Regions from separate parts of the Homo sapiens genome. Here region 2 is linked to region 1. Evidence: read pairs that join two places in POLR2A ChIA-PET (ENCODE). Cell type or tissue: OCI-LY7. All regions are shown on one strand. Links, peaks and the distances in the headings refer to the core of each region. The heading gives the core; the rest is flanking DNA.

What was found. Peaks named below come from ENCODE experiments on the same cell type or tissue, not always from the same donor. Only the 100,000 strongest peaks of a DNase experiment are listed, where the experiment ranks them.
Region 2: POLR2A ChIA-PET joins it to region 1 with 6 read pairs; 2 of 35 experiments call an interaction of 5 or more read pairs at or near these places.

The regions. Positions count from the first base shown.
Region 1 is chr5:133,114,678-133,129,635 of GRCh38, forward strand. LOC105379178 (a long non-coding RNA gene) reads right to left here and starts at 9,808. Exons shown (of 3, transcript XR_948792.2): 1 at 9,552-9,808. In OCI-LY7, for the core only: no CTCF peak of the experiment used is centred there; a DNase peak (open chromatin) is centred at 6,594; H3K27ac peaks cover 839 bases.
Region 2 is chr5:133,334,435-133,349,392 of GRCh38, forward strand. The region is part of intron 4 of FSTL4 (follistatin like 4); the gene reads right to left. Among named protein-coding and RNA genes, the nearest start is that of CTB-3M24.3, 46 kb to the right of the region's middle. RefSeq lists an enhancer at 6,633-7,132 and a silencer at 7,500-7,687. In OCI-LY7, for the core only: no CTCF peak of the experiment used is centred there; no DNase peak of the experiment used is centred there.

The sequences.
Region 1 (14,958 bases), core at 3,536-8,535:
AGTGACCAGTAGTTGGAGTAGAAAGCTCAGGGCAGAGAAAGGAGAGAGATAAGGCTGACAAGATGCTAGCTGGGGCCTGCAGCACAGATGCTGTCAGTGGGTGAGGTCACATAAAAGGCTCCCCCGCCTTCTTTTTGCAGTCACTGCTTGATATAGGGGTTAGGAGGATGCTGCTCTTGAAAAGGGAGCCTTGTGATATTCAAGATGATAGACACCATCAGAGATGGGGTGGTGACAAGCAAAGTCAGATTCTAGGAAAGGGCAAAGGGTCCCTGGCGGGGAGGAATCTGGCCTCATGATACAGGAGGGAGGAGGGCATCCTTACCCCAGCCCCTGCAGCTTGAAGGCATCTGGGTGTGGGCATGGAGAGAGCTGGCCCCTGAGTCACAATGCCTTAGGCCCAGGCACCCTTGCTGGGGGGCACTGCTGCCTAAGTGTGGCATGCTTGAATAGGCAGGAGAGTGGGTCAGGAAGTTCAGCAGGTGTAGCACATCTTGGGGGCTGCTTGTGGCTCTGGGGCCTGGCTATGGAACCTGCTGATGCCTGGTGCCCCTTGTTAGACAGCAGCCAAGTCATCCATGTAAGCAACATCTCAGGGAGGCCTGAAATATTGGATGGAGGGAATTCCTGGGGCTCAGAACACTTGTATCTTTCATATTGAGACAAATGAGGGCTTCATTTGTACCTAGACAAAGGGCCTTGATTTTTTCCTTAGGGTATTGGTAAACCATGTTGAGTTTTTGTTTGGTTTTAGAGGTAGGGTCTCACTCTTTTGCCCAGGCTAAAGGACAGTGACATGATCATAGCTCAATGCATCCTCAAACTCCTGGGCTCTAAGTGATCTTCCTGCCTCAGCATTCTGAGTAACTGGGATTCCAGGCATAAGCCACCACGCCTAGACAGCCATGGTGAGTTTTAAAGCTAGGACACAGCCCTTCTCCTCCAATGCCTGGCCCTCAAGGGACAGGGAGTTGAGGGTGAAGGGGAAGGACTGGGTGGGTTTACAGGAAGAGAGGCTTTTGTGAGGATGCAAGTGGTTTGGGATGAGGGCAGAACTAGGGGGCTCAGACCCCAGTGGGCTCTGGGAGTGCTCACTATAAGACATGCTGGCTGTTATCCTCGTTCAACTAGCCTCTCTAATGTCTCACATTCTGTTGTAAAATAGCTCTGTGGCTGAGCTGCCCCTGGAAGGGTTGGCCCCCATTTATAATAGCAGTGATCAAGGCAGTTCCCAGATAATGTGTGACCTCACTTTTTCTCTGAAGCAAGTGGGAAAGAAGAATAGGTCCCTCCCGGGTGGCAGAGGATACAGTCCAGCAGGGTCAGGGCCCAATAGCAGGGCTACAGTTCTTAGGAAGGACACATGGGGCCAGGGGCGGTGGCTCACACCTGTAATCCCAGTACTTTGGGAGGCTGAGGCGGTTGGATCACTTGAGGTCAGGAGTTCGAGAACAGCCTGGCCAACATGGTGAAACCTCATCTCTACTAAAAATGCAAAAATGGAGTTGTGATGCGCACCTGTATCCCAGTTGCTCGTAGGCTACTCATAGGCTAAGGCATGAGAATTGCTTGAATCTGGGAGGTAGAGGTTGTAGTTAGCTGAGATCATGCCACTGCACTCCAGTCTGGGCAACAGAGTGAGACTCCATCTCAGGAGAAGAAAAAAAAAAAAAAAAGTACACACGGACGCTGCTCTTTCAGGCCAGTCCCTTGTGTGTCTTCTACTTAGCGCCCGCTTTGTTCCTAGTGGACCTACATGTGCTATCATTGGTCATTTTCTCCTCCTGGTGAAAACGTGGATTGACATCCCTACCTCCCTTTCACACTGGGCCCTTGGGGGACAAGCTAGGCAGTGTGTTAAAGGGTTTCTTTAGAGGTTCTGGGGATGTCCCCTTCATGCTGTTTTCTTGGGCCTTTTTCTTCTTTCATAGGCAGAGCTGATGGTGAGTAAACTTCCCTTTTCTTTAGCTCTATTTGTGTTAAAATGGCCCAGTTTACACTACACCAAAACCATGGAATCATGTGGATACTTTGTTAGGGCCCCTCCTGGGCCCTGGAGGTGGAGCCTCATGTTAGGGTGGATGCGCCTCTGCCCTGAATCTGCAATGGGCCAAGTGCAAAGCTGTGTTGTCAGTGCCAGATGGCCCAGTGATAGTGAGTGTACTGGTTTCGCAGGGCTGTCATAAAAAAGTACTACAGCCTAGGCAGCTTAAACAACAAAAGTTTGTTCTCTCACAATTCTGGAGGCTGGAAGTCTAAGATCAAGAGGCCAGCAGGGCTGGTTCCTTCTCAGGGCTGTGAGAGAATTGGCTTCACACTTCCCTCCTGGCTTCTGGTAGTCCCAGGCATTCCTTGGCTCATGGAGAGCCATCTCCCAGTGTCTCTTCACATAGTCTTCCCTCTCTGCAGGTCCCTGTGTATAAATATCCCCTTTTCATAAGGACGCCAGATTAGATTAGGGCCCACCCTAATGACCTCATTTTAACTTAACTCTAAAGACCTTATTTCCAAATAAGGGGATATTCTGAGGTGCTGGAGGTTAGGACTTCAACATATCTTTTTTAAGGGGACAGAAACCATTACAGCCCCCTTTGCCTGTGGGTTTCTTGGGGACTTCCAGGGCACACATGCTCAGGCAGGGCCGTGTTGGCTGAGGGTTTCTAGGATCGCCCTTGGAGCAGGCACAGCAGCTGGCCTGCCAGGAAGGGCTCTGGGCTTGAGGAAGAATGCCAAGGAACTGCGTTGAGAATTGTTGGGGCAGACTCTTCGCTGTTCTCCCTACCTCTGTGTCTCCCCAGTTCCTCAATGGGCAGTTGTGTAAGGAGGCTTGGGAGCAGAACTGGTTGCATGACTGGCTTCCTGGAGCCTCCACTATGGGAGTCCTGGGAAAGTTCCAGAGAACCTGTAGGCAAATCACATCCAAATGTGCATGAACCCACCCTCCTACTTGGCCTGTATATACGTGCCAAGAATCAGGCTGATCTGGGTTCTGGAGGGATGGGAGGGGCCTTGCCTGCTGGTCCAGGTTTGCATCGCTTGACCTGTAAATTCTGAAAGACAGGGGCTGGCGACCCCCTCTACCTCTCCTCCCAGGACCCGGGTGGTCAGGGCTGAGCCCCGGGTGGCCTGGGCTCTGCTGCATGTCTGTCCTCTGCTGTGTGTCGTGCAAGGTTCTTTTCTGCATGTTGTTCACAGGAGTTGAGTAAATTATGAGGACATCAACTCTAAAATGTAGCCTTGGCTTCAGAAACGTGGGACAAAATGGCAACAACTGAATTTCAGATGTAGAGCTCATCGCATTTAACATTTATGAGTGGCAGTAAAAGGGAAGGTTGGAATCGTATCTGCAGTTCCCAACCACAAGCCATAATTTTACACGCTCAAACATCTGTTTTAAGATTGTAGCAGAGAGTGTTGGGTAATTGGCTCCCTTTTGTCCTAGGCCCATCAGTTAGGCCCCATCAACTTTATTATAAATTCTCGGGGATTTATTAGTAAACAACATTTGGGGAGGCTGATGCCGCCGCACTGTAGCCAGGGAGCTTGAAGTGTCTGAGTTAGGGCCTCTGCATCAGTGCTTTCCTGGGCAGTCAAGAGCTTCTAACCCAGGGAGCCTCTACTTCTCAAGAAGCCCCTGGGGCAGGAGGGAGAGGGAGAGAAGCTAGAAGGTGCAGCTTCCTGGGAAGGAGGTTTGTTCCCACAGCCTGACCTGCCCTGGGGGCCGGTCTTGGGAGATTTGGGCACAGAGCTGTGCGATGGGACAAAGGTGGTCTCATCCTGGCTTCACCACACGTAAGCTCGGTAATGACGGGCAAAGCGTTTATGTTTTCTGTGCCTCCGTTTCCATATCTGTAAAAATGGAGATAATACTCCTATTTCCTGAGGTGATTGTGGAGATTAACATGAACACGTGTGAGGGCTCAGCACTGTCTGGGCACACGGAGAGACCTGGCAGGTGGGATATTAGTACCAGGGAAGTGAAAGGAGAAGGCGGAACTAAATAGCTGGAGAAGGAGATGGTTGTCTGCAGGAGCACTGGGGGGCCCTGGGGAGCCAACAGAGCTGCTTCACCCACAGTTCCATGTGGCTTCCAGGTGTGGGCCTATCAGGAGGGGGAAGTTGCTGACTGTACCTCCGTGTCAGGGCTGGGAGAGTGGGCGGTGTCCCTGCACTGCCTGGCCCCTGCTAGCTCTGCAGGCCTCATTCTAGCCCTTAGGTGGTCCTGGTGCATCCGCAGCCCTTTGCCTGACATCTTGTCCACCTGCCGGCCCACCACTCTGCCTCCACTCCTTTGGGGGTGCTGAGCAAGGCCTAGTGTGGGCTGTGGTTGGCTGCAGGGGACTCCCATGGGTGGGTGGTTCTTCTTAAGGAGGGCTGGGGGTAGGGTCTGGCCCAATTTACTTCCTTATTTGTATGTTGGGTCACTCACAGGACAGGAGGATAGTGGGAAACCAATTGGTCTGCAGGCATGAACATCAGGGTTTGTGTGGAGGGATTGCCTGGCTTGGAGCCTCTCTTTTGGGTTTATTGGCCTTGGCACAGCCTGGCTGGCTGGCCTGCCTGGAAGAGCTGAAGCTGGAGCAATTTCTCTGGGAGGTGCATGTCCCAGGATGGCTGCTCTCAGCCTGGGCCAGAGACAGGCTCAGCTTTCCTGTTCATGACCAAAAGCTCCAAACTGGCCTCCCTGGGTGGGGTGATGAGGAGTCCCAGTCTGCCCCAGAGCACCTGAGGGTAATGGGATCCCAGCAACAAACACACAGCCTGGCTGTGTAGCTCAGACAGCCCTGAGCCTGAATCCCCACTCCCCTGTGACCCAGCCCTGGAGCCTCTAATTAACCTCTCTAAACCTCAGCGTCTTCATTTGTGAACTGGGGGGTAATAATAGAATCCACCTGTGAAGATTGAGCAAGCTAATGCGTGGCAAATGCTTAGTGCCACACCTGTCACCTACTAAGCCCTAAATCAGTGTTAGCTGTTCTTGTTCATCAGGTTACATGAGGCGTTGGCATTCAGTGGGAGATAAACCTAATCCGGGCTTCTTGGTGAGGCATAAAGAACACAGCCTCTTGAGTCTCATGAGGCCTGGTTCAAATCCTGCCTCTACCGTCTGTGTGACCTTGGGGAAGTTACCACCTCTGGGGCTCCATGTCCTCCTCTGTAAAGTGAGCGTAAAAATATGACCTATCTCATAGGGTTATTGTGAAGATTAAATGAAACTGTCTCAGTAAATATAAGTTTTGTTGTTATTAATAGTATTATTCACATTCAAAGGAACTTTTTTTTTTTTTTTTTTGAGCCTGCTTCTCCAGCCCAACATGCCCTGGCCCAGTGTCCAGCTACGTGGGGGGTGTGTGGGGGCAAACCCTTTCAGTGTTTGGCATGAGAGGTGAGGATCCCCTGAGGCCAAAAAATTCACCCACAGTTTCCCTGGGATCAGCATGTATCCATGTATCCTCTCGCCCCCAACTCCAAACTGCCCAGGGAAGCCTTGAGTCTCAAGGCACAACCAGAAGCTGGTGTAATTTGCATTCAGGTCCTTGCAGGTCCAGGAGGGAAACGATATTTTTTTGCCCCAAATAGGAAATTAGTGGCAGGAGAGGCCAGCTTGGCAGAGAGCTTGTGCCACGTTGTCTGCCAGTTGGATTCAGAGGCATTCTCACTGGCAGCTAGAGCTCTGGTCTCACCCAAGAAATAAACCTGCGTGTCCCCCCCCCACCCCAGGGTGAATGCAGTGCTGCCTTCGGCCTTTGGGCACCCCTGGGAGTGACTACCCTGAGAGGCGCCAGCTTCTTCCTGTTACAGCCCAGGAAAGTGCACCAGGCCTCTGTTTTCCACCAGCAATAAGACTTTGTCTTGTGTGATCTCAAAGGCCTTGGAACAGGCCAGGGCCTCATCAGTAGGTGAGGAACAGTGACTCGGTGTCTGAGGTCCTGCCCCAGCCCACCTTCTACCCAAGTGAATCGGAGCATGCTCCCCAGTGGCTTCTGGTGTGCTTTGAATCAAACCCTCCCTCTTCACCAAGGAGATCTGGGTCTGGCCTCACCCTGACCCACTGTCTTCCTTCTCCCCTGGACTCCGGCTCCCCGAGCCTGCCTTTTATTCCTTGAATGTGCCCATGATTGGTTCTGAGTCAGGGGCTTTGTGTAGCAGTTTCTACTCCCTGGAAGCCTCCCCACACACACTGTCCTGCCTCCCTTCCTCACTTCCTTCAGGTCTCTGTTTCTTCCCAGAGAGGCTTTCCTTGATTTCCCTCTGCAAGAATGGCCTCACCAATCGCTCTTTTCTATCACCCCGTTTCCTTTACAGGTCTTATCACAAAAGGTGCAGAGTGAGGGGATTGAGAGGAAGGCCTTAGACCTAGACACACCTGGGGTGGCTGTTCTTGATCTCCCCGTTCACTGGCTGTGTGACCTTGGACAAGCTACTTACTCCCTCTGTGCCTCATACATAAAGTGGAGATAATAACAGGACTTTCCCTTAAAGGACTAGGTGAGTTAATCCATGTGAAATGCTGAGAATCATGCTTGCTGCAGAGTCAGTGCTCAGGAAATAAGAGCTATTATTATCACAGTCTATACTTCGTTACTGGTATTGCAGCTGCTGGACTATAAATTCTAGGAGGAACCACATCTAACCGGTTTATTGCTGTACTCCAGGATATCAAGGGTGCTCAGTAAATGCTCACTGAATAAACCAATGGTGCCAAGGTGATCACAGTGAATAGCAGAGCCTGGCCTTAGGTGCAGAGAGGCTTGTTCTGGGGCTTGAACTTTGTTCATTCCACACTGACAGCCCTGGGTCAAAACATTTCAAATTATTTTGACTCAAATACTCTGGTTCAATTTTATGCTTTCCCTCAGAAAAATGATTTATAAAACAAAAGGGTGTCCCTCCTTCCCACTCAGGCTTGGCACCGAGCTCTGCTGTAGCAGGAGCGTCTTGGTCACAGTGGTGGAGGTGAAATGGGGCAGGGGGCAGAAGTCAGCCTGGCCTTCCCTTGCCCTTCACAAAGGCTATCTGCCATAAAAGGCTATCCGCCCCGGTGTGCAGGGTGGGGAGTGCTGGGGACTGTTGGCTCTGCCTTCTGGTGCTCGGATTCCCATGGGGGTCTGCACAATGGCCTGGACTTTGCCCCTGGTGTCCACTGCAGCCCAGCCTGGTCCTTTGGCCCTGGGAGATGAGTAGAGAGGGGCCTTTGGGGCAAGGATGGCAAGTGCTTTGGAAGATGGGCCCGTGTCCAGTTTTCCTGAGGGGCGAATGGGAGAAGGGGCTGGCAGTGTGGCCCTCAGGGTGTGCCTGGCCCACTGAGCGGGAGAACACTCGGAGGTGTTGGCGTCTGCCTCCTGAGCAGCAGGGAGACAGGTGGCTGAGCCCACTTTGCTTACCTCATCTTGGACACTTCATGTGACCTCTGAGAGCCTCAGTCTTGTGTGGAAATAGACATTTGTCTTATTATCTCCTCTCCCCTCTGCATCTGCCATACTTTTAGGCCTGCGGCAGCACCAGGACTTAGAATTCCACAGTTCGGAAACCATCTAGGCAGGTGAACTGGAGTCTCCCCTCTTGGTGGCACCCCTGCCCGTCACGAGTGGCACTCAAGCCCCACATAGGTGTGGGAGCTGCACCCCTTTTCTTGTCCCCTCTGGGAAGGGACACTCCGCAATACTCTGCCCCTTCCTAAGAATTCCCTTTTCATAACGTAAGTGTTAAAAAGGCTGGAGAGTGTCTCCTCCAGCCTCTCTTCTACAGGCAGGAGGGGTGACAGGGTGGCTAGATGAAGGGCCCACTTGGCCACATCTTAGTAAGTTCTGCTCAGGTTGCCTAGGTGCTCTTTTTAGAGTGGGACTTTCCTCCCAGTGTCCTGAGTTTTGGGATTCAATCCAAATTCCAAATCAGGAAAATCCCATCTACCATCATTGACTGCTTCGTCAGGAGATCAGCCTGGCCAAGTAACAATTTATTGGAGGGGAGGGGCTTGCCCCTCTCCCACTTCCTCGCTCCCCTTCTATCTTCTCCCCCTCTTCCTATCTCCCCACTTGGCTGAAGTGTCAGAGCATGCAACTACTAGAACACCGCATTCACTCCACAAACATGTACTCACTACCTGCTGTGAACAAGACTCCCATTTCTGCCTTCTTTAGCTTGAGGTCCACTGGCAGAGGGTTTGGGGAGAGCTGCGTTAGGAGCCCAGGGGAGTGGCGCTCAGGCCCTCACCCTTCCCTGTCTCTTCTCCCCCACTCTGAACTCAGTGTCCATAAGACTTAGGGGCTGCTGGCCCACGTCCAAGCCTCCTCATTACTAATGGGACTGCAGCTTCATTTGTTTGATTTATGTTTAATATTCTACTGGTTTATACCTTTTCTCAGCAGCTTAATAATGATCCACAAACCTGTCTCTCTGGACTTAGATTTGGAAGGCCTGTGTCTCTGGGGGCCATTTTGATTTTACAAAATTTTTAAAGTAACCAGGGGTCTAAACCCTATCCTGGCTCAACATATTCACATCTGTTCCCTGACACTCAGCCCCATCGGGAGCCAGTGCCCAGCACACTCTCCCCCAACATTTTATGATTCCCTTGTATGTTCACGGGCAGGCTGAGATGGGGACCATGGTGGTATCTCAGTTGTGTTCTTTCTCCTTGCTCCAGGTCCTGTCTGCTGGGCACTGTCAGGTCCCATGGGCCCTGCTGACTCTGGCTCCTGTTCTGAAGGGCACTGTCATCTCTCCCTGGAGCCACTTTCTAGAGTACTTCAGGTTTACCCATGTGGCCCTGAGCTCATGCAGAAGTAGAAAGGTACCTCTTCCTTATTTGTGTTTGACTCAGCTGTGCGGTCCTGTAGTCAGGTGTTTGGGGTCCTTTAGCACTGCAGTGTTTGCATGAGAGAGGCTCTCAGGTTTCAATTTCTAGCTCTCTTCTTTCTTGCACCCAGGTTGAATCACCAGGGACAGAGCTGGCCATGCCTCCTCTCTTACTGCCAGGTTTGTCTCTGGGTCCAGTTCATCGTGCCTGGCCCTTTTTGTCTCAGGACAAGTCCTCTCCTGGGAGAGGCCTCAGTGTCTCAGCAGGTGGATACCTGGGGGCTGTCATTCCAGGCTGTGAAGCCTGCCATTCATGAGCCCAGCCAGGGTCACCCTGAAACATCTCTCCATATGCTTTAGGCTTTAGGGGGTTGTTTAGGGATGATATTTTTCTCTGAAGAATGTTGAGGGGCCTGTAAGATGAAGGCTGCATGTATGGGTGGGGACAGGTAAGGGAAGATGGAGCTGCCCATGGGTGGGTAGGTGATTCTGGTTTAGCGGACCCCAGATTTCTTAGAGAAATGCCTAATGCTAATTGTCCTATGGTCACTGGTGTTCCTTAGAGGGGCCTCAAGACTGTGTCTGGGAGAGTGCTGGGATGTACGTCCCTGAGGATACGGATAAGTGGCCCTGAGCTATTGTATTAGGATTCTCCAGAAAGACAGAACCAGTAGGAGATAAGGAAGGGAGAGAGAGAGAAAGAGAAAGAAGAAAGAAATGTGGGAGGGAATTTATTAGGGGGATTGGCTCACATGATTATGGAGGCTGAGAAGTCCCACTCCAGGCTGTCTGCAAGCTGGAGACTCTGGAATGCTGGTAGCATGGCTCAGTCCGAATCTGAAAACCTCAGACCAGGGGAGCTGATGGTGCAACTCTCAGCCTGAGGTCCAAGGCCTGAGAAACTGGCAGGCCACTGGTGCAAGTTCCAGAGTCAGAAGACCGGAGAGACTGGAGTTCTGATGTCGAAGGGCAGGAGAAGACAGATGTCCCAGTTCCAGTGGGGAAAGAGGGTGAGCTCCTCTTTCCTCTGCCTTTTTGTTCTCTCCAGGCCCTCAGTCATTTGGATGGTGCCTGCCCACATTGGGTGAGGGCGGATCTTCCTTATTGGGTCCATTGATTCAAATGCCAATCTCTTACGGAAACATCCTCACATACCCAGAAATAATGCTTTACCATCTGACTATCCCTTAATCAGTCAAGCAGATACCTAAAATCAACCATCACAGGCATCCAGTCTCACTCAAGGGAGTTATAAATGAAGGGTTGGTGACAAGGGTCAGTCTTGGGCCACTGGGGACTGACTTAAGACAGGCTGTCTTAGGGAGAGCATGTGCTGCCTCTGAGAAAGGCTGCTTGACCTATGACATTAAGACCCTGATCTTGTCCTTGTTCATTGTTTATTTATACAATAAGTTTTTACCGAAGGTGAATGATGAGCAAAATAGATGCTATGGCTCCTGGACTCTACTGGGGACAGACACTTAATAACCACACATATGAAAGCATTGCTGTAAACTGACAAGTGCTGTGAGGAAAATGTACATGGGCAGGGAGTCTTGCACCATGGGAAGGCATGTTTAAGCTGAGAACCTGAAAGATGACCTTGAGTTAATTGAGCAAGAAGGGTGGGGTGCGTGTGTGGGTAACGACGAGAAAGAACACACACATCCAGGCCTCAGACTCAGCCAAGAGGACTTGGGGCTTCCTTTGGGCAACAGGAATGATGAGGGGAACAGTTTCCTTATGCAGTGTGACCCTGTTCACTCCCACTCACCCTTTTGGGTGGGCTGTGGCTTCTCTGGAAATGATGCCCAGTGTTTTGCTTATGGGAAAAATCATTAGTGTTCAGAAGAAGTTTCTTGGCCGGCTGAAGATATCCTTTTTGCTTTGCTTTATTCATCGTTATGAATTGCAATCAAAGACATTTTAATGGGGAAATTGCTATAAAATGGGAGAGAAAACATTTCTTTGGATATTAGTTTTGTTTTAGTAAATTACAAAGTAGTGATTTAACTTGCCATCTTCAGGATTATTTCTGCCTCTCAGTGGGGTAATATAATCAGCGAGATCTACTACAGCCCTCATTTTCTAGAGAACACAGATAAATAATCTCCCAATATTCTCTTGAGCAAATTAAATTACCTGTGACATTTGATATCCCCCATACAGAACCAAGGGATGTCACTTGGAGCGTGAGGGTGTTTGTGGAGGATGCTAGAGATTCATGGGAATTCTGCAGCAAAGGAGACAGTGGATTAAAGATGGAAATTGGATCCCAATGGAGAATCACTTGAAAAGGATCCCTGCATGTGTAAATATATGCAGGAGTTTCCCAATGGCATTGCTGCACCAAGGCTGGGAGTCAAATTTAGCTATGTCCGCAGTCACATGGGAGTCCAGAGAAATGGAAGGAGGCTGGAGCACAGCCAGCCCTCTCATGATGCAGGCTATTTGCGCATCACGAGCTTTCCAGCTGACATTTTAGTAAATGTGCTGCCATAGTGACCACATGGCTGTTTATTTTTTTTTAATTTTTTTGAGACGGAGTCTCGCTCTGTTGCCCAGGCTGGAGTGCAATGGTGAGATCTTGGCTCACTGCAACCTCCGCCTCCTGGGTTCAAGTGATTCTCCTGCTCAGCCTCCTGAGTAGCTAGGATTACAGGCGCCTGCCACCATGCCTGGCTAATTTTTTTTTATTAGTAGAGATGGTGTTTCACCACATTAGCCAGGCTGGTCTTGAACTCCTGACCTCAGATGATCTGCCCGCCTCGGCCTCCCAAAGTGCTGGGATTACAGGCATGAGCCACCATGCCTGGCCCCACATGGCTATTTAATACACATTTTCTGAGTCTCTACTATGTGCCTGTTGGACACTGCTGGGGTAATAGTTTCCACATCTGTCCTCTGCAGAGCTCAGAGTGTGGAAGAGCAGTGAGACTTGAGTACCACCAAATATGTTGTTCATAGGACAGAATGTGGGCCAGCGATCATTCTGCCTGGGGCTCTCAGGGAATGCTTCACTGAGCTAAGGGTCTGGCTGAGCCTTGAAGGCTGTAAGAACTATTCCAAGCAGAGAAGGGAAGGGAAGGAAGGACAGTCCAGGCAGAAGGGACATCATGGGCAAGGGTGCAGAGGTGTGAAGTCCTGCTGTTGTTGAAGGCAGTGGGCAGGTGCAGTTTCCAGAGGGTGCTCTTTGAGGGGGAGAGAGTGGGAGGAGGGTGGGACCCAATGGTGAGGGGTCTTGAATGATAACTCAGACTGGGCTCCTCCTCATGGGCCTGTCTTCAGGATGGAATAGTTTTTGGGATTTTGGAGGAACCCATCTGAGACCCATTTCTTCAGCCTAATTCCATATCTAGAGGGGCTGCCTGTGGGAAAGAGAGAGAGGAAATGGGCACAGAGTGGGCAGTGGGCAACCTGGGACCTCATCTACTGCATCACTTTTACTGATACCCTATGTGTCTTTGGGTAAATCACTCAGCCCCTTTGAGCCTCAGTTTTCTCATCCCTAGAATGTGACAGTAACCCGCCTCTTCCCTGCCTGTTGGCTGCTGTGAGAGTCCGATGAAGTCACAGGAGCCCCAGGTACACAGAATGAGGCAGTCTCTGTCCCAGGGATAGGTATCTCTGTGTTTTCCCTGCCTTCTCTGCTGGTCCTGGGGAAGAAAAGGTTTGCCTGAGAGAGGAGCTCCACCTGAGCAGTGGTGAAGCTAGTGAAGAGGCAGGCTGGCTGGGTGGTGTCCTGGAGCCTCACTGCTGAGAGGAGCTAACACTGCCTGGATCGTGTGAGAAGTGGAAGAAGACTGCGGTGACAGAACAGCTCTCTCTGCAAGTGGCTGGAACAGATGAACTTGAGGGGCTTCTAGGGAGGGGGATAGCCTTCTGAGGGGCAAAGTTCAGTACACAGAGGGTGACTAGAATGGTTGGAGGAGGCCAGCCTGGCAACCATGGGGCCTGGGCTTTGCTGAGAGGGGTGTGCAAATTTGGGGCTAGGCCTTATTTGCTCAGGACAGTGGAGGTCCTGTGAGTCATCTTCAGTACCCTTTGCTTTCTGTCCTTGCCATGGTGCTTGGCTGTTCTTCTGAGTAGCTGCTAAGCAAATAGTTAGCAAATGTCAATTCGAAAAGGTCCCACATGGTTAGGGTGGCCTCATGTCTTGGTCTGGACTTAAAATAATGGTGGTAGGGTCTAGAACCGCACTGGCCAGTGTGGTAGCCACTAGCCACATGTGGCTATTGAGCATGTGGAATGTGCCTGGACTGAATTAAGATATGCTGTAAGCATAAAGATACACACTGGATTTTGATGACTTTGTACAAAAAATATAAGCTGAGTACATGGTGAAATAATATTTTAGATATATTGGGTTGAGTGAAATGAAATATATATAAAATATAGTATTATAATTTCACCTGTTTCTTTTTACTTTTTAACATGGCTACTAGAAAATTTAAAATTAAATGTGATTTGCACTATATTTCAATTGGACAGTGCTGGTCTAGAGGCTGAAGGGAGGAAGCATTGTAGATGAAGAGCTCTTTGCATCTCCAAAGAGGACTTTCTCCTGCCTAGACTGGCCACTTGAGTGGCAGCTGCTCTGGGAAGCTGCGCATTCAGTTAATAGCAGCCCCACATGGGTGGTTGTTCCCCTCTTCTGCTTTCTGAGCCTTCTGGGAAACTGTCTCTGGGCCAGGCAGTGATGGGGCTGGGATAACCAGAAAGTGTTGAGGATCCCAGACAGAGAACATATTCAGGCCTACAGAGGAGGTTACTGCATGGCCATTATTCATAAAGGCTCCTATTCATTAGACAGAGGTCTCTCTGGATGGGGAGCAGCTCATATTCATTCCTATAGCCACAAAACCTGGCACAGATCCTTCATACAGTAGGCTGACTGGATGGATAGGTGGATGGTGGCAGGATGGTTTTTTAAGGACACAAATGAAACATAGAGACTAAAGACAGTGCAGCTGGATGAATGGTGGCTGGATAAGGCTCAGAGAGATGGACAGTTGGGTGGCTGGGTGAAAAGATGAATGAATGAAGGGGTAGATGGAGATAGAGGGTGTTGAATCTGGGGGTGGATAGATGAAAGGGAGATGGATGGATGGATGGATAAATAGATGGAATGGGTAAAAGGAAGATGGATGATTAGGCAGCTAGATAATTGAATGGTGGGTTGATGGAGGATGGAAAAAGAATGAAGGGGCTCATCCCAACACAAGCAAGCATTGGTCAAGGTTTGTTGTGGACATTTTACCTCTTCTGCCCAGTGTGCAGCACCTTTCCCTAACTCTTTTTGTTTTGCTCAGACATGTCTGGAGCTTCTCCAGGCTTTCATTGGATTCTCTGGAGAGTTCTCATTGCTATGGCTGTGCTAGTCAAGTCTCTCTCCCTAATTAGAACTGTTAGCTTCCTGGTGGGCCACCTCTGTCATTTTGAGGGTTGGAGAGCAGGTTGGCAGGCTGGGACATGTGTATGAGGGTGCAGATGATGTGTTTGTTAGACTGTCTGGGAAATTCTTTATGACAATCATTGTTTTATACAAACATCATAGGATTCTCCAAATAATCAAGGAGTCAAGAGTGTGAGAGAGGAAGAGAGAATAGAAAGAGACCCGAAGGATTCTGAATGAATAGGATAGGGGAGAGAAGATAGAGATTTCTTTTTACAACCCTATTCCTGATGCTTGTCGGAGTATAATAACTGCCTTCACATGTACAGACATGACTATGACCTTCCAGAAAGTCCTTTCTCTGTAGCCCATTCTCCTTTTTCATGTCCTAGAAGGCCACATGGAAAGCCTGAGTCTCAGAACAAAGTACTGCCTTGGTATTTCTGGATTTGAGTGGTTTCTCTGGAGGTGGCAGGAGTGGGTGCTGAATGGGAAGCTCGTAGCCTCTCTAGTGACAGGGATCCTAACAGTACAGAGGAGAGAGTAGTCATTCATTGTCAGCTAGTGAGGCTGCATCACTGCCCAGGACAGTGGGTGGGGGCGCCTGAATTTTCTGCATCCGCAAAGGCTTTAATCTTTGTGATCAGCAGTCAACTCATCACCATTAATTGAATTACATTTCGAACAAGCTTCCTGGAGAGGTTCCACTGCAAATGGTGCAGAAGGACGGCTGGAGCCCTTCTGCACACCACAGCTTGTTCTGC
Region 2 (14,958 bases), core at 3,578-8,577, 220 kb after region 1:
ACCTGAGTAGTGGGTATGCTTGGGTGGGTCACACTGGAATAGAGCATGGTGTGGGGTGCGTCTGGGCACTGGTAAGATTCTGTCTTTTGATCTGGGTGCTGGTTACGCAGATATGTTCTCTGTGGAAGTTCACTGAGCTATACACTTATGACTTATTCATTTTCTCTCTGTGTTATGCTTCAATGATATGTTTATTTAAAAAAGGTAACCTGATGTTTCTCAATATGTCTGAAAGACAGCAGTTGCTTTGAGTAGACAGTATTTGTCCTCAGCCAAGCCCAGGCCTAGGTACATGGGGGAGGGGTGGGAAGGTGCGGGGCTCACAGGAGAGGGTCACTGATATGGAAGTGGCGGCAGCTCATCTGGTCCCTGAGACTCTGCCATCCTGGGCTGGGCATCCCTTCAACCCAGGGCTGCCAGGAGGCCTGGGGTCTCTGGGGAGGAGGCTGGGTGGGGGTGTGGGTTTTGCCAAGCAGCCTTAGGAGAAGAATACAAGGCCTAAGAGTCAGGGGATCCCCACTGCCCCAGGGCGTCCTGGCCTCACCCAATACTCAGCTCCCAGAGGTATCTAAAGGAGGCTTAGTCCAGGAGCTAGGACACCTTGGGGTGTCCTACACAAACACTGTGAGCAAGGCTCCCGAAACACCTGGCGGTCTGTGCTGACACGGCACCACCTCCTCATGTTGAAGGCGTGGCTGGCCGTGGCTCCTGGCTCAGAGGTATCGGTATGGAGGCAGGTGCTCAGTTAGTCTGTTCTTGGTGAGGGTTTGTCATGGGCCCTGACATAAAACTGGGCCTCCTTGGAGACCTCTGAGCACACAGGGCCAATGTGTAAGGCCTGAGGAGCCTCTCACAGGCCATGCCCTGGCCTCGTCTGCCCTGCTCTCCCCTCCTAGGCTTCTCAAGGGTTTGAGGACTGAAGTATGGACTCAGGCACGGCTGGGACTCGACCTTCACGGCCCTGGCTGTTCAGCTCACGTGACACAAAAAGAGACGTCAAGGGTCTCCTGCCCAGGAGGAATCAAGATGGACTTTTCTGCCCCTTCCCCTCATGGTCCAGTCATGCCTGACTGGCCAGCAAGCCACCCCCGGACAGGCCCAGCCTCCCTCCCTCCAGGCCTTGCATGGTTGGCCTCCTCTACCTGAAATGTCCCCCTATCAACCCCTAAACTGTCCCCTGGGGACAGCTTCAATTTCTTTTTTTTTCTAGAAAGCCTTCCCTGAACAGCTCTCCCCTCCCCTTTCTTGGGGGGGGTGGCAATCAGAGTCCAAATTCTGCACTTGACTTTCAACATTAACTGCCCTATAAAGCTGATTCTTCCTCCAGCATGCAGTGTGATGCCCACCAAGAAGATGGGCCCTGATGCACCAACACTGGGATCCTTGGGACAGGAAGAGTTTTGCCTTCTGAATTATTATACCCACCACACCCATGAGGGGTGCTTCTTAATTATTTGGAATGAACTAATGGATCCCAAGCTATGTGGTTTGCATTGAGGGAGCAGAGGGACCTCTACTTGACAGTGGGAGATATTTATAACCATTCCAAATATCTGGCTTGGCAGAGATAGGCAACCCATAGCTTACCCTGCTCTGTGAATTCATGAGCATGTGAATTACTACCGGGACTTACTGTAACTCTAGATCCCAGATTGAACATAGACCAAATAGGCACAAGGTGAAGAGCTCCAAACCATAACCACGGGACAGCAGCCCTCATCATTTTGAGGCCCTGGAACTGTCCCTGACCCTTGCCGCATCCTCCCCAGCAAAGCTGGGCTGTCCAGCTCGGGGAGGAGGCAAGGGTGGGGTGGGGAATGAGCACAGCCAGCCCTGAACAGTCCTCATCACTCAACAAACAAGCACTGACCCCACCCTGCCTTCCACTACGCTGAGGTGTGAAGTGGGTGGAGAAGGGGGCGAGGCTCGAGCCCTGCTCTCCAGAAGCCCATGCCCCAGGACATGAGAAGATGTGGGCACAGCTGGCTGAGCGACTTCCCTTCTGGCTGTCTCTCTCCCATCCTGCTCCCCTCTCCTGACCACAGCCGCCTCTGCAGTCAGCGTTGAGTGCTGAGAGCTGTGTGAATGCTCTTCTGTTAAGGAGGGTGAGAAAAGGATGGTACGGATTTTATTCCCTGCCCCCATTGACCCAGGGCAGGGGTGAGAGGCTGACTGATGAAGTCACTGCCTAGACTTGTCATCAGGGCCCCCACATCTTCTTCAACACATCCTCCTGCCCACTCCATCTAAACAACCCTACAGCCAGTTCTGTCCCATGGTTCCCTGCAGGCCTGACCCTGTGTGCCTGTCTTTCTATTGAGCCAGCCAGGTCCTTCATCCTCCCTGGGGCCTTTTCTGATTCCCCAGCCTGTGCTTGTCTCCCTTGAGCCCTTCTAGGCATGTAGCATCTAATGCTTGAGGAGAGTGAGCACCATTTCCATGACCACACTGTGTACCCCGGGGCAGGGGCTGTGTCCACCCCTTCCCAGGCCTCTCCAGATCCATGGGGATGGAGGGCTCGCAGTATGTGCTCAAGACCTGTGACCACTAATGGAATGATGAATGATTTGCCCTATCACAGCAACACACCCCTGTCTCGGGAACGGGACACCTCTGGCAACTGGGCACAGGCCTGTGTTCGGGGATGGCGGGCTGCAGGCCCACAGTGCTCGATTTGGGATATCGTCCTCTCCGGTAAGGCCCAGAGCCCCCAACCTGCCCTTGCACCAGCATGGGGCTGTGGTGGGCAAGCTTACTTCCAGACAGCGTGCACCAGGATGATGAGGCAAACCATTGAGGGACATCATGATTGCATTCTAGGTGGGGGCTTCTTGCACCTGTGACCCAAATGCAAGGCCAAAGGTACATTTTCCAACTAGGAAGCGGGCTGTTAAGCGTCCTCTGCAACGGACTCTTGCCCACACTTTCCCTAGTTTTTAAATGCAGATGAGGTAGAACTCACGGGGGCAGCTGGCTCTGCTTGTTTAATTGGGGTGCATTAGCGCTGAATTGGAGCCCGAGGCTTCTTCGAGGAGTGGATCTGGGTCCATTTATCTGGATTGCATCCACCTGAGCAAAGCGCCGTGATTATAGCTTTTAAATGACTTCCTAGAGCTAATGGATCACAGAAAATAGTGTGGGACTAAAAGTAAATATAAAATGAGGGAGTTGGCTGGCTTGAAAGCTGGGCTGCCAAATGGGAATACCAGCAATAATTACATTTGAAATGCCACCCATGTCTTAGGACATTTTCCCAGCTTATGCCTCCAAGTTTCAGGCTGGATGTTACAGAGTCGATGCTGCACACCACTCAGAGCTTTCAACATGCTCCAAGTAGCTAAGGCTAGTTGTCCCCTCCATCAGAAAGCAAACATAAGAGCTGGAGAAGCATCTTTTAAAAAGTGAGCCAACTCAGTGGAGTTGATTTGACTTTTAAGGCGCTAGGTAGTGAGCATTTTGGAGGATAGGATACTGTTTGAAGAAATGGAGATCAAATGTGAAGACAGTCATGGTTCTTGCCTACAGATCACTTAAAATTGTGTGGCCTTAGATGAGGGGGTTTGGGTGGTGAGTATGCGTGCGGAGGGCTTCTGGCAGGAGAGCTCCAGGGGTGTCTTTCCATCACAGGATGTATCCGAGTGTGAGCTTAACTCTCTGGGTCCCTGGTGTGCACATAGGTCTCCCAGGTCACCCATGGGGAGATGTCTGATTGGCAGGTGTAAATGTCGATTGAGTCATGTTTCTAGATGACTCGGGTCACTCACTGGCCCTGGCCCTGATGACCCCCCGGGTGTGTGCCCCTATTCCTGTCTGCTCCATGCTTAGAGGCCCTGGTGGGGTGTGCTGACCCATTTATGCCAGTGCACACTCTGGACTGGCTCCTGCGGGAGAACACAAGAGTGGCCATGGAACTGGCCTCCACCATGCTCCATCTTCCCACCCTGGTGTTCTCAGGCCCTTTTAAAGGTGGTCGTTGCTGAGAGTATTTGGCTGCTTCTCCTGCCCCATGCTTTTCTAGGTTCCCAGAAGCTGTGGTTCTTTGGGACGTGGAGTGGCATAAGCTATACAGAAACTTCCCTCTGCTCCCCCATGGATACTCGGTTCCCTCAATCGAGGCTGGTGCAGGGGAAGCTTGGAGCGGTGTCTACTCACTATCCAGCCCAGTATCCACTATCCTCTCTTGAGCTCCTGATGTCCCACCCCACTGTTGGCCTGACATTTCCCCACATTGTCCCACAGGCCCCTCAACTCAACATGGCCCAAATGGAACTCACCATCAAGACTGCTCCTTCTTTCACATCCCAGCCTCAGCCGACAACCCCTCCACCCAAGCCCCCTGCTTCCCAAATCGCACACCTGGCACTACCTCACCATCTTGCCCATCCCCAGCCAATCAGTCCTGGCTCAGGTCATTTCTACCACTGTGTCTCTTAGGGTGCCAGTTTCCCACCACTCCTACCACCTCTGCTGTAGTTCAGGAAGCCATTAACACCCCCGGATGACCACTATGCCTCCGATCATGTCCCCACCAATCCTCCCCCACTCAGTAGCTGGAGGAATCTTATGGGGGCTCCCACTGCCTTCGGGCTGGAGCCAGGCAGCGCCCTCCCTGACTTGCCCTGTTATGTCTCCAGCCTCATCCTTCCCCACTCACACACCCGTTCTGGCGACCCTGCGCCACCTCAGTTCCTTAAACATGCCTACCATCACCTTGGGGCTACAACACCACAGCTAGAATCTTGCCCCCGCCCCTTTCCAAGCCTCTTCAGATCGGTGGGGCTGTGCAGAGGGCTGGCTTGCAGCATCTGCTCAAGACACGTGGTCACTGATGGAATGATGACTGCTTTGCCCTATCATGGTAGTGCAACCCTGAATAGGGAGCAGGAATAGGACACCTCTGGCAACTGGGCACAGGCCTGCTCTCAGGGAGGGAGGGGTGGAGGGCTTTGGGTCTTAGCTGGCACGTGGCTTTCCTGCATGTCACTATCCTGACCACTCCTGGCTGGGTTCAGTCTCCTGTGTATTCTGAGAGCCCTGGACACCCCCTCAGAACATCGATCATCTCTGCTTCCTCTACTTGTCCACATGTCCCTCCCACCATCGACATGAGCCAATGGGGGTCCTGGCATACAACTAGCACTCAACAAACATGTGCCAGATAAACAAAGGAACGAACACATGGCTTTGTCCAGAGTTGCTTCTACTGAGACATGCATGGCCTCTAAGTTTCCTTTGACCCTGAGTCCAGGCTGCCATAGGACAGCCCCTTGGTAAACTGAACAAGAATACTCCATGCTCACAGGCTTTCCCTTTTGCTTCCTCTGGAACTTTCCTCCAGTGAAATCCAACCCCTTTGCCTAGGTGAGAGCAGAAGAGAAACCATGACAAATAAATCCAAGTGCGAGGTGCTCTAGCTGAGAGCTCTGCCCCTGGCTAGGACCAGGCTTGATGACCTGGGGTCTGTTCTCCTCTTCAGAGATGGGGAAGGGAGCTCCACTCAGTGTGAAAAAGTATGGGGATTGGAGTCACTGTGGTTTGAGAATCCTCCCAGTTCTCTCTTTTGCTCTTATTTCCCTGCATGAGTGCTCACAGGATAGGCCGGAGGGCGTGGGGTGCTGTTTCCCCCCACACTCGTGTTCCAGGCATGGGGAGTCTCAGAGCAGAGCAGCACCCACTTGCTTGCTTGCTGGAAGCCCAGGGCTTCTCTCCCTGGGCCTCATTTCCTCATCTGTCAAATGGGGCTGATAACCTCTGTCCTGTAATTGCTATAGGAGTCAAGGCCCAGAATGGCACCTTGCCTGGCCTGGCTCCAGGGGAGGAGCACCCCGGATGGCAGAGAAATACTCTTTGAATTTTAGTGGTCAGATTTTCATCCCTCTGAGGCATGGGGTGAGTGTGGGGTGTGTGGAAGGTTCTGGGGGTCAATCTCTCTCCAGAGGAAACCTCCAGGGGTTTGATCCCAGGGAGTCCACAGGATCCAGGGTAGATGTCCCCTCCTGGCAGAACTGTGTGTGTGGGGTGCTCATAAGGTGACTGTAATGGAAACATAAATTGTCCTGCTTCAAGGCAGCCACTTCAAAATGTTGTAATAACCATTATAAACCCATTCTCTGCACACCCACTAATAAATACCTTAGTCCCACGTCACATTTCCTGGTATCTCTAAAGCCACCAGGAGAAGGCAGGAAGGCCATAAAAGAAACACAAAAACACAGTTGCAGATGAGCCTAAAACCCATTTCTTTGAAGCTTAATTGATGGGAAAACTTCTGGCCCTAGAGAACTTAAAGGCCTATCGTACAGATATTTGATTAAGTGTCCTCATATCACAGACCAAGCTAAACTGGAAATCATTATGCAATAATTGGAAATACACTAATAAAATGAGGATGTGGGTTTGCTCAGGACATAAAAAGGAATAAAATAATTCACTCAGATAACTCAACAAAAATGAGCAGGCTGCCCCCGAGACAGCTAGAAGAGAGCCTCCTGAGACAGTGCCTGGCCCTCTATTGTCAAAAGCTTTTAGGGTAAGTGGATGCATAGCTAGGCTTCAAAACCACCCCAAGGCCCAGGTGCGGGGTGCCTGAGGGCGCTCCAAAGTCACTGCCCACAGCAGGGGCCGCCAGCCCACTCTCATTCGCATCACACAGCAGGGAGAGACCAGGCTCTAAAGACAGTGTTCCTTAGACGACTTGTGCAGACATGACCTCCCTTCGAAACTAAGAGCTCAGGAGAGAGTTCACATTAACTTTACTAGTTAACGTGAATATGTTTGAGTTCCTGCTCACATTTTTTTTTTTTTTTTTTTACTTAGGGGAAAGTAAAAAAAAAAAACGTGTGCAGGAATTCAAACATAAAAAATATGTGCAGGAATTCAAACACATGCACATTAACTAGTTAAGGTCTCAGACAAGGTCAAGGTGACTCCCTAACCATGAGGTGGCTTCCCACAGGACGTGAGTTGGGCTCAGCGGCTGGCTCTCATACCCCAGAACACGGCTTCTCCTGGCATTTCCCTTGCACGTGGTCCTAGGAATTCCCACCAAGCCCCTGTGTGAGTGCATGTGAAGGAAGCAGCAGAGGATGAGGGACAGGCCGGTGGAGACCTCTCAGACAGGAACCCTTCCCCCTCTCTGTCTGGTGCTCTTTTGCCAAGGGAGCACAGCCACCTACCAACACCTCTGTTCTAACTCCAGGGCCTGTCACCTCTCTGTGCCATTCTCTCCAGCCCCCGCTCTCTGCTTCTCCATATCCCATATGTCCTGCCAGGCCCACCTTGAAGAATTCTTCCTTTAGGAAACCCTAGGTGTCAACCTTGAATGTGCCACTTATAAGCTATGTGACCTCTGGTAAGTCACTTACCCTCTCTGAACCTTAATTCTGTCATCCATGATGCAAGAACACTAACAGTATCTTATTGATGTAGCTGTGGCCCTCCAATGTATGACAGTCAACCCCCACCTCTCCAGCCTATAAGAGAGCTAGTAGCTTTGCCACCAGGCCTAGTACCTGCTCCAGCACTGTCTCCCAGGCACTCAGGGCTTCCTGTGTGATTTCTCTGAGGCTAGAGCCATCTCCTCACTGGCTCTGGCAACTCGCACAGACCCCACACAGGGTGGGGTCCACAGAGGCCCCAGGAATGGACAGGGAATCAGGCAGACGAGTGGCAGGAAAGGGAGCTGGAAGGAGAGCCTTCCTGTTGACAGGAGGGGGCACTGAAGGTCTGTGGTGAGGTCGCTTGAAGTTCAGGGAATGGCAGCATTGGCAGGAGGGAAACAGGCGCTGGACCCCCATGTGGCTGCAGAGAGAGGCGGCAGAGGTAGGAGGAGAAGCTGTGGGGTCAGGCTGGTCAACACCATGGAGGGGCTTAGAGGGCACCAGGGGCAGGTTGCAGAGAAGGGGCAGGGGAAATTTTAGCTTGGAGTCAAAGAAAACAAAACTGTGCCTCTGCCAAAGCAAGGAAGTGGAAAAATCCTGTGTCAATTATCTCTGAACAAGCAGCACCATTCATCTTCTACTTACAGCACTGCAGTGAGGAGGCAAGCTGTCAACCTGCTCATCCACAGCGCTTTTACCCCAACACCTGATGAAGGAGGAACATTTGGAGTCGGCCTCTGCCTGTCTGCTCTGGCCAGGGCTGTGTGTCCCATGAGTCTTTCTGGAGGGCCTACTATGGACGTCCAGCCTGAATCAGATGCTGCAGGTGAGCTGAGCAGAGACACCCCAGACACAGGGCAAATGTCAGTTAAAAGCAAATTAACATTGTAACCCTAAACATTCCCCTTTCATGGGGACTATGAGAAAACTTGGGAAAAAGAAAAAAAGAATGACCAGTGATTCTCAGACCCCTAACAAGGCCACATCGATTTGTGCATACCCCCTTGGTCGTTTGCCTTCACGCTGTGTGTGTTTGCACATGGCAGCCATAGAACCCATGGTACCCAGAGTATGCCTTTCCAATAATCTCCCAGAATACCCTGGTTTCTGATTGCTCACGGATCCTTATACCATAAGGGGAGCTGCTTCTCACCATCTCTAGAAAACCCACCTGCCTGTGATTGTCCTAATGACTGTGGGAGTTGAGGCCTTTCCTTCTTCCTAGAAGCAGGCCAGGGACCACCCCTGCCGGCCCATCGAGATGAAGGATGCTCTTGTCGCACGGGTGATTATTGTGCATCATCACAAGGGCTCAGGCCACTTGTCCTGGAAAACTTTTTTATTTCAGTTAGCAAGAGGTAAAGCAGGGTGCGGATTCCCTTAGCAACTCTGGAAGAAGAGAGAAAGTTCTGAGTCCTCTGTGAGGAGGACAGAGGGAGGGTTGACGCTAGCTCTGATGTGAAATGTCTCCTTAGGGCCACTAGCGGTGCCAACAGAAAGCAGACATACCTTGGCTGGGCTGGACACTCAGCACGGGTGTGGAGACAGCCTGCAGCCAGCATCTGGGCTCCCTGGGAGGCTGGCCCACGGCCACCTCTCTGTTCCTGGGAACACCTGAGCAACTTGGCAGCTTCATACAGAACGTGGAATACAGAGGACTTTTCAAAACACTGCGGCATCCTTCTGAACCCTGGGGCTTGAGAATCTTAGGTCTTCCAAAACCACACATATCAGAAATACACGTTTTGGTCAAACTGCTTAGCGCAGTTGAAAGAAGACTCTGACCTTATAATTGAAAAAAAGTTTTTTATAGCCGGGGGCTGTGGTTTGGTGATGTTTGGTTGTATTCAAGGCAGTAAGAGACATTTTATCAAGGGTGCAGTTCCCATCTACTGGGTTTCTGTTTACTCTGCAAGTCCTAATTCTGTATTGTCATTCTGTGAGCAACACCACTTGAATTCAATTGCTAGATTTTGAATTTCCTTAAGCAAGTTCTATTTAGTTGAGGCCAGAATCTCAGTGGGTGGTAATAAATATCAAAGCACAGGATGGTCGAGGGAAACAAAGTAAAAATCCCAAATCAAATACGATTATTGATCAACGCTGAACTGCTTTAATCATTTCTATGCTAATTCCAGATATATACACACATATTGGCATTTTCATTACATAAATACATTGATATTTTCAACTGAGAAAATATATTGAGCAATTTAAAATTGCAATCTTTGAAGAATGGCAAATAAATAAAAATATAGTAAAAGGCACAGAACAGAAAAGGCAGTGAATTCTTATAGGCCTGAGACAGCCTGTGAAACACCTTCAGATATTTAATATGGCACCACTTTCTTGAAAATTTTTAAAAGCAAAATATGCATACCATAAAAAACAAAAACTGCAAATAATACAATTGGACAAATTAAACACCTTTCTTGCCCCTTCACTATGGAAAAAATCAATTCCCTGATCCTTCCCTGTTACTTATACAGTCTAAAACATTAATTTTTACCTCATTACATTCTGTAACTATAAGTAATAAGTGTAAGTTTCTATTCATTGACTCTAAAAGTGAAAATGAATAAAGAACATTATCAACATTCTGATGATGTAACCCTCATCCATGGCAGAAAGATACAGTGAACCTCACGGCAGGGGAGATGTCAGCCCAGGTGACTCACCTGTGCTGTTTGAAGGAGATTATTTTAAGCTTCATAGTTAAATTGTTCTCTTTCTTCATCTTCCTTTAATTGCTCAAAATCGTGACATATTTTAGTTTGCTTAATATTTTATGATGTCTTTCTGGTTTAGCAATTTGCCTTCTCCAGAATTTTTAACTGCCTTAAAAAATTTATTGAGGGATAGCACATACGTATTCTTCATCATATCTCTGAGGTCTTCCAGTTTCTTCATCTTATTTTTGTTCAATGGAATTAACTTTCTTCTTGAAGACTTGCTTTTCAGAACCTTCTGACTTTCTGTTCTAACTTGAATGGATTCTCTCCCAGGTTTCTTACACAGTTGTCCCACAAGTCCTGCCGGGGTTTTGTTTCACTGGATACCTGGCTTAGCTCTTCTGTTTCTTGGACCAGCTCTTCTTCTTTCTAGGTTCCTTTTCTGTCTTGCTGGATTACACTCCTCACCCTCCATGCCCCCACTTTTTTTTTTTTTTTTTTGAGACGGAGTCTCGCTCTGTCTCCCAGGCTGGAGTGCAGTGGAACGATCTCCACTCACTGCAAGCTCCGCCTCCCGGGTTCACGCCATTCTCCTGCCTCAGCCTCCCAAGTAGCTGGTACTACAGGGCCCCCACTTTTTAAATCAGAAAGATATACAAGAAATCTCATTTCTTGTATACTGAAAATGTTTTTATTTGGTATAGAAGTCTAGGTACAAAATTGTTTGCCCTTAGAAATGTGAAGGCAAGTGTCTGTTCATATCCTTTGCCCACCTTTAGATGGGGTTGTTTTTCTATTATAAATTTGTTTAAGTTCCTTGTAGATTCTGGATATTAGCCCTTTGTCAGATGGGTAGATTGCAAAAATTTTCTCCTATTCCGTAGGTTGCCTGTTCACTCTGATGATAGTTTCTTTTGCTGTGCAGAAGCTCTTTAGTTTAATTAGATCCCATTTGTCTATTTTGGCTTTTGTTGTAATTGCTTTTGGTGTTTTAGTCATGAAGTCTTTGCCCATGCCTACATCGTGAATGGTATTGCCTAGGTTTTCTTCTAGGGTTTTTACGGTTTTAGGTTTTACATTTAAGTCTTTAGTCCATCTTGAATTAATTTTTGTACAAGGTGTAAGGAAGGAGTCCGGCCAACAAACATATGAAAAAAAGCTCATCATCACTGGCCATCACAGAAATGCAAATCAAAACCACAATGAGATACCATCTTACACCAGTTAGAATGGCGATCATTAAAAAGTCAGGAAACAGATGCTGGAAAGGATGTGAAGAAATAGGAACGTTTTTACACTGTTGGTGGGAGTATAAATTAGTTCAGCCATTGTGAAAGACAGTGTGGCGATTCCTCAAGGATCTGGAACCAGAAATACCATTTGACCCAGCAATCCCATTACTGGGTATATACCCAAAGGACTATAAATCCTATTCTACTATAAAGACACATGCACATGTATGTTTATTGCGCCACTATTCACGATAACAAAGACTTGGAACCAATCCAAATGCCCATCAACGGTAGACTGGATAAAGGAAATGTGGCACATACACAACATGAAATACTATGCAGCCATTAAAAAGAATGAGTTCATGTCCTTTGCAGGGACATGAATGAAGCCGGAAACCATCATTCTCAGCAAACTAACACAGGAGCAGAAAACCAAACACCACATGTTCTTACTCATAAGTGGGAGTTGAACAATGGGAACACATGGATAGAGGGAGGGGAATATCACACACTGCGGCCTGTCAGGGGGTTGGGGGCAAGGGGAGGGAGAGCATTAGAACAAATACCTAATGCACGCCGGGCTTAAAACCTAGATGATGGGTTGATGGGTGCAGCAAACCACCATGGCACATGTACACGTATGTAACAAACCTGCACGTTCTGCACACGTATCCCAGAACTTAAAGTATAATAAATAAATAAAAAATAAAAATAAAAGAACTGTGAAGGCAATTACCTCACTGCCTTCCAGTGTTGCTAATGCCAATCTGCCAACAATGATTCCTGATCCTTTGTTGATAACTTGTCTTTTACCTCTGGAAGCTTTGAGAATCTTCTCTTTATCCTAAATGTTCTGAAATATCAAGAGGATACGCAACTATACAACTGTGGGTCTTTTTTCATTCCCCCCTGCTTCTGTCTCAGTGGGTCATTCTTTTTGAAGGTCTATATCTTAGCTCAGCTCTGGGGAGTTTTCTTCTGTTATTCCTTTGGTAATTTCCTGCTCTTAAGTTTCTTTGTTCTCTCTTTCTGGGTTGATATTAGTTAGATATTGGTATTGCTAGTCATCTGTGTTTCTCAGTTTCTCTCTCGCCTTTTCCATTTCTTTGACTTTTAATCTAAGTTGTGGGATACTTCCTTGACTTATTCTTCGGCTCCTTCTATGGAAGGTTTAATGTTGGTGACTGCATTTTTAATTTCCAAGAAATACTTCTTGGGCTATTTTCCTTTCTCATAACAACCTGTTCTTATTTTATGGAAATGTTTTATCAAGTCCCTCTAAAGGTTTTTTTTTATTAGATTTAAAAATTTAAAAATTTTTCCTTTGTTCCCTATCCCCCACAGCCAGTTGCTCTTTTCCTTCCTGTTGGTTCTTCCCTTTTGTGCTCTTGGCTTTCTCAAAATGTCTCACGATCCCCGTTTGTCTGCTGCATTGTGCATGATGGGTTGATCAGTGCAGGCAGTAGACACCGGTGTGCATTGCCTGTGGCTGTGTAGGTCTCTGTCTCTTCCCCTGGGAGGGCTGCGTGTGAACTCCCTCTGTCGGGAGGTGTGTCACACAGCAGGCTCAGTTTAGTATGCTCCCTGGGCAGCGTACAGGTGACCCCACCCAATCCTCTTGACTTCTAATCTTTTTTATTTTTACTTTTTTGATACAGAGTCTCTGTTGCCCAGGCTGGAGTGCAGTGGTGTGATCTCAGCTCACTGCAACCTCTGCCTCCTGGGTTCAAGTGATTCTCCTGCCTCAGCCTCCTGAGTAGCTGGGACAACAGGCGTGTGCCACCATGCCTGGTTAATTTTTGTATTTTTAGTATAGATAGGGTTATAGATGGGGTTTCACCATGTTGGCCAGGCTGGTCTCGAATTTCTGACCTCAAGTGATCCACCCACCTTGGATTTCCAAAGTGCTGCGATTATAGGCATGAGCCACTGAGCTCAGCCTTGACTTTCAATCCCTTGAGGTCAGATGAACACCACGTATTTTCCTTTTCTTAGTCCTCAAGAGGACCTTGAATAAGACAATGATTAATAAAAACAAAAACAAACAAAACCTCCCTTACTATTCATTAATGGCCCACTCTGAGCCAGGTATGTTATAGCTGCATTATTTCTATTTATTTAATTCCATAAATAGACCTAGTTTCCACTTTAGAGATGAGGAAACAGACCCAAAAAGTGTAAGACACCTGCATCATAGCCAGGAAGAACCTGAGAGACTAGCATATCCAGCCCCTCACTCAAAAGACAAGGAAACTGAGGCCCAGTTTTGTCCAAAGCCATAGTTTGGTGAGGATAGTATTTCAGAATGATGGCCAGTGGTTTTTCATTTTCAGTGAATTGTTTTTTTCTCCTAAGTTCTTCCACCATTAAAATAAGACATGAGGCTGAATGTTATGGTCTCAGAGAAAAGTATGGTGCACAGAGCATAAAGGTATCAAACTCTTGGCTCTTGAAAATCATACCAGAGACCATTTTCTGAAAATGAAGGCTTTTGATTTGCAGAAAACAGGCTTTTGAAAGGTAATTTATGTCTGAAGCTGCAAAATCTTAGCTTTTCATAGCAAAGAATAAAGCTATGGAGTCCATAAAGTTTAGAGTCTAAGCAGAGGCACTGGGGAGAATGTGTAGGAATTTCAGAGCTAGTTTTCCCTCCCAATGAGAGATCAAGTCACTTGTCTGGGAGGGAGAGGGGAAAGGAATTTGGAGATGAGAACAGTAGAGACAGCCACTAGAAGGGGAGTCTACATCCCATTCTCCTGGGAGGAGCAGATCATAACCCCATAGGAGTTGGTGGGGGTCCCAGGATGCCATGGGAAAGGGGCTGCAAGCCTGTGAGAGCCCCCAAGTCTGGCCAGGTGCAGGAGCTGAGGGGCAGAAAGGGCAGGAGTGCTCACGGAGGTGACTGGGCGGGAGTGGGCCACTCTCAGCTGTGTGTCCTCCACTTCGCAACCTGTGCCTCTCTAGTCCAGCTGCTCAGAACTCATAGCCGGCTACCTCTGCTTCCTTGTGGAGGGACTGTTGGCTACTTACCTGTGCCTCAGTTTCCTCATCTGAAAAATGGGGATACTAATAGAACTTGCCACACTGGGTAGCTGTGAGGATTAAGTGAGATGGTGTACGGAAAGTCCCCAGCATGGAGCCTGGAACAGAGAAACTGCCTGGAAAATGCAGCTCTTATAAGACCAGGTTTAAAATCTACCCGCCTGAACCAGCAGAACTAGGGTACTCCTGCATGGAGGCCAATTAAAACAGCTAAGTCATCACCATCTTTTCAATAACTGCCACTTAGAGTCCTGACACCAGGGCTTGTGTGGTTTCTAATCGTATTCAGTGAGATCTCAGAATAGTTCTCTCAAGTACACAGACCCCGTGTCCTCGTGAAAATAAATAAAACACATCTTGTGACAACTTCAGTCCTCTTTGCAGAGGGAAGGCTGGGATATGGACCCCTGCCTATGTGTGAGACCCACAAACCCAGAGATGAGCAGTGGGTAGTCCTGGGGGAAGAACACCAAACACTCTTTTAATTGCTAAAAGATGGAGTGCAAGGGTGCTCCCCTGTTGAAAGCCTCTCTCTCTGTGTGTGTGTGTGTGTGTGTGTGTGTGTGTGTGTGTGTGTTTCTCCATGTGTCCTCTTCCCTGTAGCCCCATCTCTCTGAGGAGCTTCCAGCGGTG